Linked DNA regions of Homo sapiens: region 1 is linked to region 2. Evidence: chromatin contacts called from ENCODE Hi-C or POLR2A ChIA-PET data. All regions are on one chromosome and are shown on one strand. The core of a region is the stretch at or near the end of the contact, and the rest is flanking DNA. Distances in the headings are between cores, read along the strand shown.

The links. A loop is a pair of places that touch in the nucleus more often than their neighbours do. ChIA-PET counts read pairs that join two places held with the same protein, here RNA polymerase II (POLR2A). Pooled maps may share reads with other maps.
Region 1: a loop to region 2 is called in a map of ovary, with 10 times the contacts of the local background. The contact joins the promoter of SNHG28 here to the promoter of FCRL6 in region 2. A Hi-C loop is called at or near these places in 16 of 168 maps with a recorded cell type or tissue (CD8-positive, alpha-beta T cell, HCT116, MCF 10A and 13 more) and 18 of 50 pooled maps. POLR2A ChIA-PET finds 5 or more read pairs at or near these places in 5 of 52 experiments (B cell, H1, MCF 10A and 2 more).

Annotation. Positions count from the first base shown.
Region 1 is chr1:159,849,283-159,856,286 of GRCh38, reverse strand. SNHG28 (small nucleolar RNA host gene 28) reads left to right here and starts at 1,250. Exons shown (of 5, transcript NR_147125.1): 1 at 1,250-1,530. VSIG8 (V-set and immunoglobulin domain containing 8) reads left to right here. Exons shown (of 7, transcript NM_001013661.1): 6 at 206-404; 7 at 1,261-1,971. The coding sequence ends at 1,534. LOC107985216 (a long non-coding RNA gene) reads right to left here and starts at 1,440. Exons shown (of 2, transcript XR_001738263.2): 1 at 1,319-1,440. It overlaps LOC124900450 (small nucleolar RNA SNORD64), which reads left to right and starts at 4,315; the gene lies at 4,315-4,381. RefSeq lists a silencer at 1,228-1,637.
Region 2 is chr1:159,800,812-159,808,075 of GRCh38, reverse strand. It overlaps FCRL6 (Fc receptor like 6), which reads right to left and starts at 5,716. Exons shown (of 10, transcript NM_001004310.3): 1 at 5,621-5,716; 2 at 1,460-1,480. The coding sequence starts at 5,651. LOC105371464 (a long non-coding RNA gene) reads left to right here and starts at 1,046. Exons shown (of 3, transcript XR_922195.2): 1 at 1,046-5,538; 2 at 5,929-6,128.

The DNA.
Region 1 (7,004 bases), core at 1-2,500, 53 kb before region 2:
GGAAGCCCTGGGAGAAGCATGCTGACACGAGGGGTTAACTTGCATCTCCCCATATCTTCCCCACTGGGTGTTCCAGGGCTAAGAGACCCCCTGGGTCCCTCTCCCTCTTTCCCATTAACCCCTGACCTGGCACCTCCTGGTGCTGTTCCCTCAGGCACCTGCCAGGCTGTGAGAAAGCCTGACCTGCCTCCACTTCTCTCCACAGACTCCCGGCGTATAGGCGTGATCATCGGCATCGTCCTGGGCTCTCTGCTCGCGCTGGGCTGCCTGGCCGTAGGCATCTGGGGGCTCGTCTGCTGCTGCTGCGGGGGCTCCGGGGCTGGCGGCGCCCGCGGTGCCTTCGGCTACGGCAACGGCGGCGGGGTCGGCGGAGGGGCCTGCGGCGACTTGGCTAGTGAGATCAGGTAAAACCTGATGCATGCTGCATGCTGCTGTGCGGCAGGGAACCGGCGCCCTGCCCACCTCACTCCTGCCTGCCACCGGCCGGCTGGGCCCCCCACCCCAACCCTGCCCGCCATCGCCACGGAGTGCTGGGACTGCGGCATGTCGACCTGCCACCCAACTCATGGCTTTCCCCTCCCCCTGCCACCCCAGTCTTCACCTCTGCTCCCTGCCTTCCATTTCCCTCCTGCCTACGCACCTGTCTGTCTTGTCTAGACTGTAAGCTCCTGGAGGGCAGGGCCTATGTTTTTTCACGTTTCCCCTGTACTGCGCCGGTAAGAACTCTGACATTATTATTTAAGAAGAGCTAATAATAAGAATAGTGCTAATAACTTATATTAGAAGCAAACTAGAAATAAAAATAGAACAAGTCTAGTAGTGCTAATGATTGCAATGCCTCGGGGATGGAGGGAAAGATGGAGAAGACTGAGGGGCAGGAGGTGAGAAAGAGAGAGATTGCTCGAGCAAGGTCAGGATTAGCTAAGGAAAGAAGAAGAGGAAAAGCACCTTCTTCTGGGCCTGCGAAACATCAGAAAGGGATTGCAGGGGCCTGGAGGGGGCTGCCTGCAGGGCTCTCCAGATACGCGTGGACAAGCCCTGTCTGGAGGATGGGGATGCTGGCTCCGGGACCGCTGCAGGGTCGCCGACCCAGGAAGGGTCACAAAGGACAGTAGGTCGAGGCCGAGGGAGAGAGACGAGGGCAGGTGGAGGGAGGCGCGGGAGACAAGAGGTTGCCAAGAGCCCCCGGCTCTGCCCAGGCCGTGCCCACGCCCCGCTGCGGAGCAGCCCGCTCACCCGCCCGCCTGTTGTTTTCCACAGAGAGGACGCCGTGGCGCCCGGGTGCAAGGCCAGCGGGCGCGGCAGCCGCGTCACCCACCTCCTGGGGTACCCGACGCAGAACGTCAGCCGCTCCCTGCGCCGCAAGTACGCGCCTCCCCCCTGCGGCGGCCCCGAGGACGTGGCCCTGGCGCCCTGCACCGCCGCCGCCGCCTGCGAAGCGGGCCCCTCCCCGGTCTACGTCAAGGTCAAGAGCGCGGAGCCGGCTGACTGCGCCGAGGGGCCGGTGCAGTGCAAGAACGGCCTCTTGGTGTGAGCGCGCGCGCCGGGCCGGGCTGCGCCCCAGCCAGGAGGAGGGCGCGGGGCTCTCTGTCTGCAGCTGGGGACACGTCGGGGCTGGGGACGACCTCGCTCGCCCCAGGCTGCCAGGCGGCTGGGGGTGAAGGCATTTCCCTAAGGAAATGCGTAGGGAGGCAGAGCCTCCTCCCCAAAAGTGGGAAGGGGCGGGCGAGGGCGGAGGAAGGCGATCCTGAGCCTTCTCCGCACCCCCGGGACCGAAGGCTTGGGGGAGAGGGAGGGAGGAGGAGGCTGAGTGTCCTAGAGCGGCTGAGGCCGGAGGCCTGGTGTCCCCAGCCTAAGCAGAGGGCCCCGGGGGCCGGGTGGGTGGGGGTCTGTCTGGACGAATTGTTCTGTGTGTGAGGTCTGAGCTCTGAGGCAGCAGTGTTAGCACAATAAAGAAACATTGAGACGTGAGTCCGAAGTGGCTGTCCGCGTTCCACGGAGGTTGGGCACGGGGTGGCGAACCCTGCCCAGGGCCGGGGAGGGTTGCTTCTGTCGCTCGCCTCGACCACGCCCCCTCTCCTCCCTCCTGCTTAGATCCCTGGCAGTCAGAGCTGGAAGGGGCCATCCAGGGCAACTCCTCTGAACAACATACAAAGTGCAGATAAAAGGAAAACAAAGACAAAAAGAATTAGCTCAGAATATCTACGACCGTAAAATAAACTGAGGAACCGACAAAGTGCAATACACTTGCCATTTCTAAATATTCAAAGTTTTCACATGTCAAGATTTTCTATTGAGAATAATGTGCTCTGAAGGTCTAGGGAGTCTTTGTATGTTGCTGAAAGCTAAAAGGAAACCAGTCCTTGGAGCACAGAAGGCACAGGCATCCGGTGAGACAGAAACAAGGACATGTGAAAATAAGACTACAACCTCTTATATTAAAAAACTAAGTGCCACAGTTCTAGGGTGCTGGGTGAAGTGCAGGAAGGAGGGGGAATAATATTTATATAGCATATATTATGGAACTCGGAGAGTATGGTAAATCCCTTCACCTAGATGCTGCTGGTGTTTTAGAACAATTATTTTTGTGGTTCTTTTTTTTTTTTCATTTGTCTGCAGTTGGTCAACTTGTGCAGAGCCCATTCTGCAGGAGATGTTTGAGAAATACCAAGTGAATGAGTGTGGCAGCATTACTTTATGCTAGAAAAAAAAAGTTTTTAGATATTTTACAGTTACTGCCTTATGATGGAATATTCTGTGGTGAGAATCTAGGCCTTTCTGAGATCCAGCTCCACGTTCTTACACCCTGAAGTAGTCAGCCACTCCTAGATAGGGATTAATTGAGCTATTTAGTATTTACCAGCACTTGTTTTGTTAAACACCTTGTCATGATATTTACAATGTATTTTGGGGGATGTTTTAGTCATTTTTGGTTCAAAAGTGGAAATCAATAAGCACTGTTTTTGTTAATAGGCGCAAGACGTCCTCTCTTGTTTAGTGAGATGGGGAGTGCTTAATTGAAGAGTAATGTTTGAGATAAAGTTCCAAGGATATATTTGCTAAGCAAACAGTAAGTAAAGTGGGCAGTGTTATAGATGTTCCTTTGTTGATAAAGGGACCAGGTGGTCACACAGCAAGGAGGGGGATGCAGACAAGTAGACAAGCTCTACTAATCCTTCTTTGTTCAACATCATCTCTGTTGGGCATTGGAATCTACTTTGCTAATGCAATGCCCACTTGCCTATAATTTAAGAATTTCTAATATGGAATAGAAATGATTAATAGGAGAAGCTTGGCTGGATTAATTTCCTGTGCTGAGAAAGATTAAACTTAAAAAAAAACAGTTAGGTCCATCCTAAATGCCCAAGATTTAAGAAGGAACCTCATAGTTCAACTGGGTATTTGATGAATGTGAATGATTTTGTATTTGATGAGCTGATGAGGACAGTATAGTGATGCAGAGGGTAGGTGCTTGTACATCTGAATTGTCTGGGCTGTTTCTTATTTTATATGTAATTTATTTGTATTTAAAGAGTTCATTTTATGTTAGATTATTTGTGCTTTGGTAGCAAAAATATATTTGAAAGGGTAAGTTCCTGAAATCAGCAGTTTCATGTCTGCTAGGAGACAAGTATCAGGAAAAGTAGTGTGGGTTCTATCATTTCCATGCTACAACTTGGATGGTGTTACCTTACCACTTTGGTCCCTTGTTTCAGGGATGTTAGAACTTAGCTTAGACCTTCCTCAGAATCCTTTTGGACTTTGTGTTTCATTTGTTTGGCCTGCCTTGATTTTATTTGGTCATCCTTCTTGATTCTTTCATATTATTTGTTTACACTTAACTCTGGAATATTTTGGTGGTTGTTTTCAATGTACTGTAGGTCTTTAAATTGGTTTATAATGAATTATTGAGGAGAATAGCAAGTTGTTGACATTATATCTGTCTGTAGTAACATTAGAATATTTCCATTTCAATTTGTTGGGCAATTTGCTTGTGGAAATATAAGATGTTATATTTAGTTCTATCAAAACCAGGATCTCAATATTATTCTTTTGGCAGGTTGCTGCGTGTGTGTGTGTGTGTGTGTGTGTGTGTATGTGTGTCTGTCTGTCTGTCTGTCTGTCTTTGATTTTTTTCCTTCATATTTTCCCCTTAATTCGGTGTCGGTCAATACTGTTGCTGTTTCACATCCATTGTCACATAAAACTAGTCATCTCATTCTCCCAGGCCCCCTGTCCTTGGGAAGGGATGTGCACTCTGCAGGTATTAGTGATTTTATATAGCTGCATGAGTTGCTGGGAAAGGCCTTGGCTGGATTTATAATGAGCTGTGTTTACTGAGCATTATGAAGTAAAGTTCAATATGATTACTCTGAAGTCTGACCTAAAAAAAATCCTACTCCTTCACTATACAGATAGGGAAACTGAGGCCCCTCAGGCTGGACTTTAAATCCCCAATCTTACTTTTCCATTTTATTCTAGAAGGTCAGTTGAGAGGAAACACGGCTCTGTCATGGATGACCTCTAAATGATCCCTGACCATTCTTAGCATCCTTCTTTCTCTTCCCCTCATTGACCTAATCTTGACTTCTTTTATCTCTTTCAGATGTATGCCTTCTTTCTTAATAGCCAGGAAGTGTTTTAGAGTCATACTCTCTGGTGTAGAAAGACCTTCAAGGCCAACTAACCCAGCTCCCCCTTTTGGTGGGAAGGGGATTGGCATTTATTGAGCACCTATTAAGTGTTAGGTGCTTTTTGATTTTTTGTCTTATTTATTCCTTACTTTAGTCCTATGAGGTTGTGTATTATCCCCATTATACAGATGAATAAACTGAGGCTCAGAGGGATTAGGTATCTTGACCAAGGCAACAAAGATAATAAAGATAATTCAGGATTTGATCTAGGCATGTTTGATTCCAGGACAGCAGGCTGTTTCTCTGGCATTTGAATTCCTTCTATAGCATTCCTGACAAAGGGTATGTAACGTCTTCTTGACAACCTCCAATGGCAGCTCACTACCTTCCGAGGCAGGCCACTTGGCCTCTGACTGTCAATATTCAACAGAACATTTCTCTGAACCCGGTTTTTGTCCCCATATAGCTTTTATCCCTTGATCCAAGTTCTACTCTTAGGGACCCCAGAGCATTGTATTTCTAATTCAGCTGCCTCTAGTGGACAAAGTGGTTGCACTCCATACAGGATGGCTGCAACAGGGACACAACTGGACACTTGTCTGGTCTAGTTGGTAGGAGGTGTTCAGAAGAGCACAGTACTTCAAGGTCACTTCGTTCTACTTTCCTTTCCCCAGCTGCTTGCTTGTTGAGAGCCCAGCCTCTTTCTTCTCTCTTTGTCTCTTTTCTCTTGAGGAGAAGCTAGTCTTCCTCATTTTTCCTGCTCCTATTCTAGGGCCACAGGAGGTGTGGGGTGTGCATGGGCCTCAAAGTGTCTTTAGGAAGCCCCTAAACACTTCTTAGTAACACATAACTAGGAAACCCTCAAGATGACTTGGGTATTTGCAAAGGGGTGATGGCATTGCCAGCTCTGCTTTTATAGAGCGTGCTGAGAGACATGAGAGATAGTAATGAGGCAAAAGGAACCAGAGACCACTGTCTTGGGGGTGGGAAGGTGGGGAGTTCTTGGGAATGGGAAGAGGTATAGGGAAAGGACGTTAAATAAGGAGAAGAGCAGAGAACTCCAGGAACCATCCATCCCTTCATTTATTTGGTCATATTTATGAGCACCTATAAGACGACTTGTCATAGATGAAGAGATCTTCAGCAGGGCACTGTGCCTGGCATATTTTTGCCCTAAGGCAAAATATCCCCTAAGGCAGGGGATGGTATAGGATGACTTGGGGAGGGTGCTCCCTGTCTGAGGAGCCTCCAGCTTAGCTTCCTGAAAGGTGCTGAGGGACAGAGGCAGCCAGTTGGCTGTGCAGGTTGTTGAATGATATAATCTTCCCTATTCCAGGAACAAGGGAGCCATGATCAGACTTGGCCTCTATTTGGGGGGTGGGACCAGTGAGGCTCTGGCAAGAAAGGCTCACTAAAGAGCAGCAAGAGAGATTTTATAGAGACTCTGAGAACAGCTTCCTGTTAGGGTGAGTCAACAGGGAAGGTAGAGATTTCCTAAATCCAATGCTGAGATCACAGTCGTCACTGTACTTACCACCCCAGGAGAACGAGGGAAGGAAGTTTCTGTTTGAACAATTTTGCTTCAGGGATGCCTTGGTGTTTTTTGTTCATTTCTCCTGCATGAAACCTTGTTCAGTGCTGGAGGAGAGCACTTGTGGTGACATATGTTCAACAGTGGCTTTGGGAGTAGGGTGTAGGGTGGGGTAGGGACTGGGAAGCCCTGATTTGTAGCCTTTGCTGATTTCCATGATGTCAATGCTTCCACTATGGCTGAATTCAAGCTACCAACATGATGTGACTGGCATGGAATTGGGAGAAATGTTTAGTAGCACATGATTGTATAGTATTTCCATGATACAGATACAATGGAGGAAGTAAATAACTTTAAGAGCTTAGGTAATAGTGAACTGTAGTAAAGTCATCAGGAAGTGGTGAGTTTTGAGTACTTATCACCTTTGTTTTAATATCATTTAATTATAAATGTATGTAATTTACTTTTTAATAATGGCTGCATTTAACAACTGGCTTGGGAAAGTTAGGTGGACCATGTCACCCCAGGCAAGCAGAACGCTGGGCACACAAGTGTTGCCTCAAGAATGGAAATCTCAAGTACATCTTGATTTTTCTCTATTTTTCTAGAGAGATGCAAACAGCACAAAGTTATGCTACTTCTATTAAATACTACATAAATTGTCTTCATCCTACTTCCTAGTTCCGCCTTTTCCATCTCTCCCCCGCCTTGCTGGAGCTGAATTCTGGTTCCTCAGGTCACTGAAGAATTATTGAGAGAATTTGTATCCCCTTGGTTCCAGGTTACTCTTTTGATAGCCGTCAGAAACCTGCGTTGGCATCCACAGAATTTGCCTACAT
Region 2 (7,264 bases), core at 4,467-6,966:
CTTGGATGGCACTGGTATGGTGTCACTGTCTCCAGTCCTTCATGCCGACCAGAGAAGGGCAGGACCTGGACTTCCTTTACTCCTCCTTCCTTTCCTTCTTCTCTCCTTCCTCTTCCCTCTTTCTCTTTATTCCTTTCCCTTCCCCTCCCCTTCTTTCCTCTCCCTGTGTCTTCTCTCTGGCTTTCCTCCCACCCACCCTCCTTGTCTTCTTTTATATTGCACTTTCCTGTCTGCCTTGCCAAGCTTGGCTTAATTGCATTCATTCTGTTCATTGTCTTGCCTCATTCCTCCTGACTCAATTCCCTCCAGCCTAGATTGGCTTCTCCTCCTGTGGCTACCTAATGTGACACTTTCTGCAGCCTTCACTTCTGATAATAGCAGCATCTGTGTCCACCAGAAAGCAGCTGGTGGGGCATGTTGGAGGTGCCACAGCCTGAGTTCTCTCCCTCCTGTCTTCCTCATTGGGCTTCCTTAGGCCCAGCCTCCATCTCTACCCTCAGCAGGGCGTTTCATCTTCCACCACTCTTATGGAAGGGATCTGTTCTCTCTGTCTCTATTCCTAAAATGTATTCTGTGCACTGATGTGAGCAGGAGAAGAGCTCCCAGGGATCCACCATCACCTGCAGGGCAGGCTGAGCCTGTCCCCAGTCTGTATCTGTCCCCAGCCTGTATCTGTCCCCAGCCTGTATCATCTCTTTGATAAGCCAGACACCCCCATTCCCAGACAGCCTTCTGAGCAGGCCTGATGGCCTGAGACTAATGAGGAGTAACAGTTAGGGAGCCCCAGCACATCCTGCTCTTGCCTGGATCTTCTGGATCCTTAGGACCCACTCTCCTCACCCTGGAAGTAACGATGCTCACCGCATTACCGAACAGCAGGTCTTGCTTCCACTACTGCTTTTTCTAACAGCACTAAGTATTGGTTTGAATTATCTCCCCCTGGAATCACAGAATATGTCCTTGGAGGTCAAGATTTCATAGATCAGAATTTTTTCCTGTTTGACAGAAAGCTCCATGGAGGTCAGTGTCACAGAATGGGCTGGAGGGAAGGGGATCTGAGGAAGGAAGGAAGACTGATCAGCAGAAAAAGGTGCCTGCTGCTTCTCTGAACATAAAAGGAAGGAAGGGAGTCCCAGTCTTGTTGAGTTGAGAATATAAGAGCTCCAGAACCACTTGAAGAGAAGACAGAGGCCACAGACACTTTTAAGGGTATAAGATAGAGGCCTAGAGTCCCACTGCTGAGGCTTGTGTCACCCTAGGACTACCCTTGGCCTTAGACTAGTGGAGTTCCAAGTTCCTCCTTTTCCTAGGAACTGGCCAAGACTCCTGAGGAAGGGGCCTAGTCTGGTGCTGCTCTGCAGATGTTTCTGGGGGACCCCATGGCACTGTCCTGTTCCCATCCAGTAAGTTTTGGCCCATAGACATACTTTGAATTAGAAGAGACATGGACACAACTTACCAGTTTTCCCAACACAGGGAACTGCAAGAGAACAAAGTAACACAATTAGGTTAAGTAGCAAAAAGAGCTTTCTGACAAGGAGGCCTGTCACTTCAGCAATGGGGACTTACACCCATTCAACCAACCACCCGGCCACCAAACCTCCTAGCCACCCATCCACACAGCCATCCAACCATCCAACCACATAACCACTCAACCACCAAACAACCCAGCCATCAGCCATCCAACCACCCAACCATCCAACCATCCAACCACCCAACCACCCAACCACCCGGCCACTTGACTACTCAACGTTTGTGCTGGACGTACTCCCTAGAACTCTTTGCCCTATCACAGTTCAAATGTTGCCTTCTCAAACAGGTCTTCCCTGGGACTCCAATCAAAAGAATTTTCCCCAATCACTAAAACAATGCCCCATTGTATTATCTTCAAAACACTTATCACTATTTGAATTTATCTTATTCATTAAATTGCCTACATGTTATCACCTCTCTCTCTGGCTAGAATATAAGCTCCATAGTAGCAGGGACTCTGCTTATTTTACTCATTGCTATATTTTCTATGCCCAAGACCTGTGCCTGGAACATAGTCTGTGTTCAGTAAGCATCTGCTGAATAAATGCATGAATGTTTTCCTTTGCATCCCATTGTACGAGGTGGGAAGCAAAAAGTAGAAAACATAGGACTAGACTCTTGTACGAATGTGCCTGAGGGTCCTACCTCCAACATCTACAGGAGAACCCATATAGCAAGGGCAGGACCTGATTCTTGTGGTCCCATCTCTCCACAGAGCTCTGGCAAAAAGGGTATGGAAGTGACCAGACTGAGGAGGATAAGTCCCCTGAAAGAGTAATCATTAAAGGATGTGAGACATTATCAGGCAGCATGGATGAATGAGAGAACTACAAACAAACTGGATGCATCCCACATCATGCTTGCATCTTGGATGTGCTACATTCATGTTTTTAAATGAGTGAATGTGTGAGAACAGGTGACCTGGGAAGAGGGGCCAACTCACAAAATGATGACAGATATGGTTAGATAGGTTTGAATAGCCCAAACAATGGAAGACCTGAAATTGAAGGTCATAGCTGGATATGAAGCAGTGAAGAATCTTCTGGACTTTGGGGCAAGGTGTGAAACAATGAATGAATGTAGGGCTGAGTGCAGTCAGTCCAGCCAATCCTCATACATTTACTTGTGTCCTGCATTGCTGGCATGTCCTAGGTATTTTACATAACACCAAAAAAAAAATGCAAGAATGGCCTTGGGAAGGGTGGGTGAAAACCCTCTAAGAGCAGATGTTTGGCTCTGTCACATGGTATCATCTTTGCTTTCTACACTACTTTGGACACAGGTGGAATCTTTCAGCTCAATTCTCTATTCAGCTCAGGGTCAGCTCAGTCATATGCTCTCAAGAGTGTGCAGAACAATGAGTCTCTTCTTTATCATCCCTCCATCTCCACCCCTAACCCCCATCTATGAGCTCGGTGTAGTGGAAAGCATGCAGGATTTGGAATCAGATGACCTGGACTTGAGTCATGAATTTGCCTCTTTCTGTACGACCTTGAACAAGTTGTCTAAGTTCCAAGAGCCTTCAATATCTCATTCTGTCATATCACATAATAGAAATGATAATAGTCATTTTTTTCTTACAGTGTAGTTGTGAAGGTTATGTTGACCCACTGCCTGGGAAAGTGGTTACTACATTAACTGAAAGCAGAAAGAAGGCCTGACCTCAGAGTGACAGAGACCTTACTCTGTAGTTATGTCTTCCTTCCCTTCCCCACCTCACTGGAAAACAATTGTGCAGCTACAAAGTGCTAAACAAACAGGGTTGAGACTACTGAAGCCAAAAACAAGACAGAAGGCACTCAGGAAGCATAGATGCACTTAAAATGAGCTCCTGTCCCCAAATCTCAATGACTTGCTCCCCATGGTACTGCAAGATCTTGGAGGTGGGATTACAAAATTGGTTTCTGCAATCAAAACAGCAGCCAACTGGGAACATACACAGGGGGTGACACCTGCTTACAGCAGTTCCTGCAATGAGGGCCCAGGGACCTCCATTAGCTATAGGCTGAAGATGAGGTGACAGTATCATGAAGTGGCCAAGAGCTATGGTCAAACCAAGTTGCGTAATAGAATTCCGAAAAATGAAGGCAGGAGCCCCTGCCAACTCTAGGAGCAGGATAATTTCCTCTTAAAGTTTCTGAGGGATCGGGAGATATTTATCTGGGAAAGATGCAACAGAGGAAAGACACAAAATACTTGGTGGGCTAAGCTTAAAAGAAGGGGGAGACTTATTCTGAGTTACTTTATAGGACAGAAATGGAAACTAGAGGGATCATGGAGGCAGATTTCGGCTCAACATGAAGAACTCTCTCACCACTGAGCTCTAGCACTGTGGAACAGGCTGCAGTGCCAAGCTGCAGCAGTCACATTGCTGGGAGGGCTGTATGGGACCCCATGACACCTCCTATGGACGCTGTGTGAGAATGCGGGGAGCAGCCTCCAGTGGTAGGAGGGAAGTTGGCTAATGTTCAGCTCAGAAGAAAATTAAGCCTAATTTCCCAAACTTTAAATACATATTTCACATTCAGCCAGGTCCCCACATGCTCAATGTCAGGATTCCTTTCCTCCCGGAGCCCTGACAGCCAATAATAGTAATAGCCACCAATTTATTATGACCACACCCTGCTCTTGAGAGAGGAAATAGCAGCTCTACACTTATGGTAAGATAAATGTTGCTACACACCCAGCCCCAGTGTCTGTGTTTTAGGCTGTTTTTCCAGGGTCCCTGAGCATCAAGTGGGACCAAATTTGCTGGTGCTGGATTCTCCATTACACTGTGCACCAGTCAGCCGGTCACTGATTCCCTTCCTCTCCTCATTTGCTGTCTGTCATCCTCGTCCTGGGTTCCAAGCTGGAACACTCTCAGACTGTATCTAGACAAGTCCAAGGGCTGTTCCTTTTACAAGGTAGTGCCGGTAGTGCCATTTGCCCCTGGGAGTCTTCTGCCTGGAGTATATCCAGGCATTAGGCTATCCTGTCCCCGCCTCAGTGTGAGCATTAGACCTTTTCATTTGTCCAAATGGCCATTCATAGAACACACGAGTAGCATGCTATGCTGGAGAAGGAACATTGAGTGGAAGGGGCATTTTCCTCACAGGGTCAAATTCTCACAAACTCTGTCCAGGAAGAGGTTATATTTAGGAACAGTTTTGCTTTTCTAGTTCAAGGAATACAAATAGCAAGCAAGCTATTGGGACCAAGAATTAAACAAAAAGTAGGTCCACTTGGAAACTGTAAAGTGAAACAAAATATATGCCAAATTATTTCTTTTAGGTATAAGGGGGGTGACACTGGCTGAGACTGAGCTGGGTCTGGGGGAGCCCAGTGACCCTCTGCGTGCAATCCTCTACCCTTAGACCAGCTCTCTTAGTTACAAGTAGCCTGCATGAGAAGAAATGGAGAGAAGAGAGAGAGAGACATGGATCAGACAATGGAGTTGATTCTTCAAACCAGCCCCATGGATCTGAAACAGCTCCCAACAGAGAGAAGATGTAGGCGGAAGAGAGACAGTCAATTTGAAAAGGGCTTTGGTTACTCAGAGCACAGGCCTTTCAACCAGGTGAGAGGTCTGGCCATTGTTACCTGGTTCTAAGAAAATGCTGAGGCTCCATAAAAATATGTCACCCTGTAAAATTCCACCTCCCATTGCTGAGCAAAATGCCTGGGACTGTTTCCCCTCATTTCCCTGACTCCTTCCCTGTTGCCCCCAGCAGCCTCCTTCCCTCCTGCAACCTCCATTTCCTTTTGAGACAGCTCTGATTAGTATTTTAACCTGATGTCACAAGGTAGAAATGTCATTGGGAAGTTAGGGGACTTTGTAATGTGATTTTCTGCCTCCCTAATTTATCTCTGACATATCAAAGGGCTGCGCTGCCAAGGACCCAGGACTACGGGGTAGGAAACACTGAGGAGTTTCTCCTACCCCAGTGCCCATCTCTCCCAAGCATGCCCAGGTGCACACACCTGTCTTGAGCTCCAGCCACAAACCCACTGGAATTGGGAAAGGTAAGATGAGGAACTTGGTGTCTCAGGGATGACTTACGGTCCTTAGTGCTCCAAGAGGGGATGCCCATGCTCGTTGACTTACCAAAGAGCAGCACAGCCGTCCAGAGCAGCATGGGGCCTGTTCTGGCACAGCGGAGGGAACACAGGTCAGAAACAGGTCAGGGCGAAGCCGGCAGAGAGCAACCAGGCCTCAGGACCGAAGGTGGGTGGGTGGCCTGAGCTGGGTGGTGCTATAGCTTGATAGCCAAAATAGGAAGTGGAAAAGAAACTTACAAAGCTCTAATTGATATTTCCTCTTTGGTTGAAGAAGTATTACATGAATAAATTTTCCTGAACACTAAGTATGAAGGAGTCGGTAAATCACTAATAAATCCCTGACATTTTCTGCAGCTTCAACAAGCCTATGCCAGGGAACTAGGATGGAACATGGTTATGGGACACCTCCATTAGAAAGGTCCAGAGACTGCCCGAATTTGCTTGGCTTCAGCGTCATTCAGCCTGGGAGACAGCGCAGCACTGTAAAACTAAGATCATCTACCCCTTGACCACCGAGTGACCTCCCAGCTTCCAAGGAGCTCCTGTCTCCAGAGGTAAATGTGTGTGGATGCTGCAATGCGATGGAGAAGTGGAGCCCTGAGGATGCTTCACAGGATCCTCAGTTCAGGAGGGAATCAGACATCGATGAGTCTGGAGTAGAACACAGATGGAGCTTCGGCATCTGAGGCTTTTAAGACTGTCAGTATGATTTTGAGAACTATTCCTTAAAAGACACCATTAAGAGAAGGAACAGGCAAGCTGTGGTGTGATGAGATAGTTTAAATACATGTAGCTGACAAAGGGCCCACAGAAGAAATATAAGAATTTCTGCAAGTCAGTAAGAAAAGGACAGACAACATACTAGAAAAATGGGCAAAAATAATTGGATAGGTACTTCACAGAAGCAGATATCCACGTGTCAAATCAACATAGCAAAAGGAGCTAGACATCATAAATCACCGTGGAAATGCAAATTTAAACCATAATAAGATACCACTACACCTTCCATAAGAATAAGGGAGTGATACCAGCTGAGACTGAGCTGGGTCTGGGGGAGCCCGTGACCCTCCCCATGCAATCCTCTACTGAGTATTGGTGAGGATGTGAAGAAACTAGAACTCTTGTACACCACTAGTGGGAATATAAATTGGTACAGTCACTAGAAAATGGCTTGGCAGAATCTACCAAAACTAAACACAGGGATCCCTGATGGCTCAGCATTTTCACTCCTGGGTAAATGTCAAACAGAAATGTATACATATAAGCCTGAAAAAACATATACAAGAGTGCTCATAGCAGCATCATTTGTAATAGATAAAAACTGGAAATTATTCAATGTTCCCTCAACAGAAAAAGAGGTCACACATTCTCATCTCCTCTGTGGACAGAACATGGGAGTTCACGGTGAAACACAGAGTCAGGCAAAATACTAGGAAGCATTTTCATTTTCTTGTTTCTTTTCTTTCTTTTTTCTTTTTTTTATTGAGAAGGAGTCTTGCTCTGTTGCCCAGGCTGGAGTGTAATCTTGGCTCACTGCAACCTCCGCCTCCCAGGTTCAAGTGATTTTCCTGCCTCAGCCTCCCATGTAGCTGGGATTACAGGCATGCACCACCATGCCTGGCTAAGCATTTTCTGACAGTAAAGTTCTTCCTGGAAATCTTTAAGTGAGAAGTTCTACATAGTCTGATGG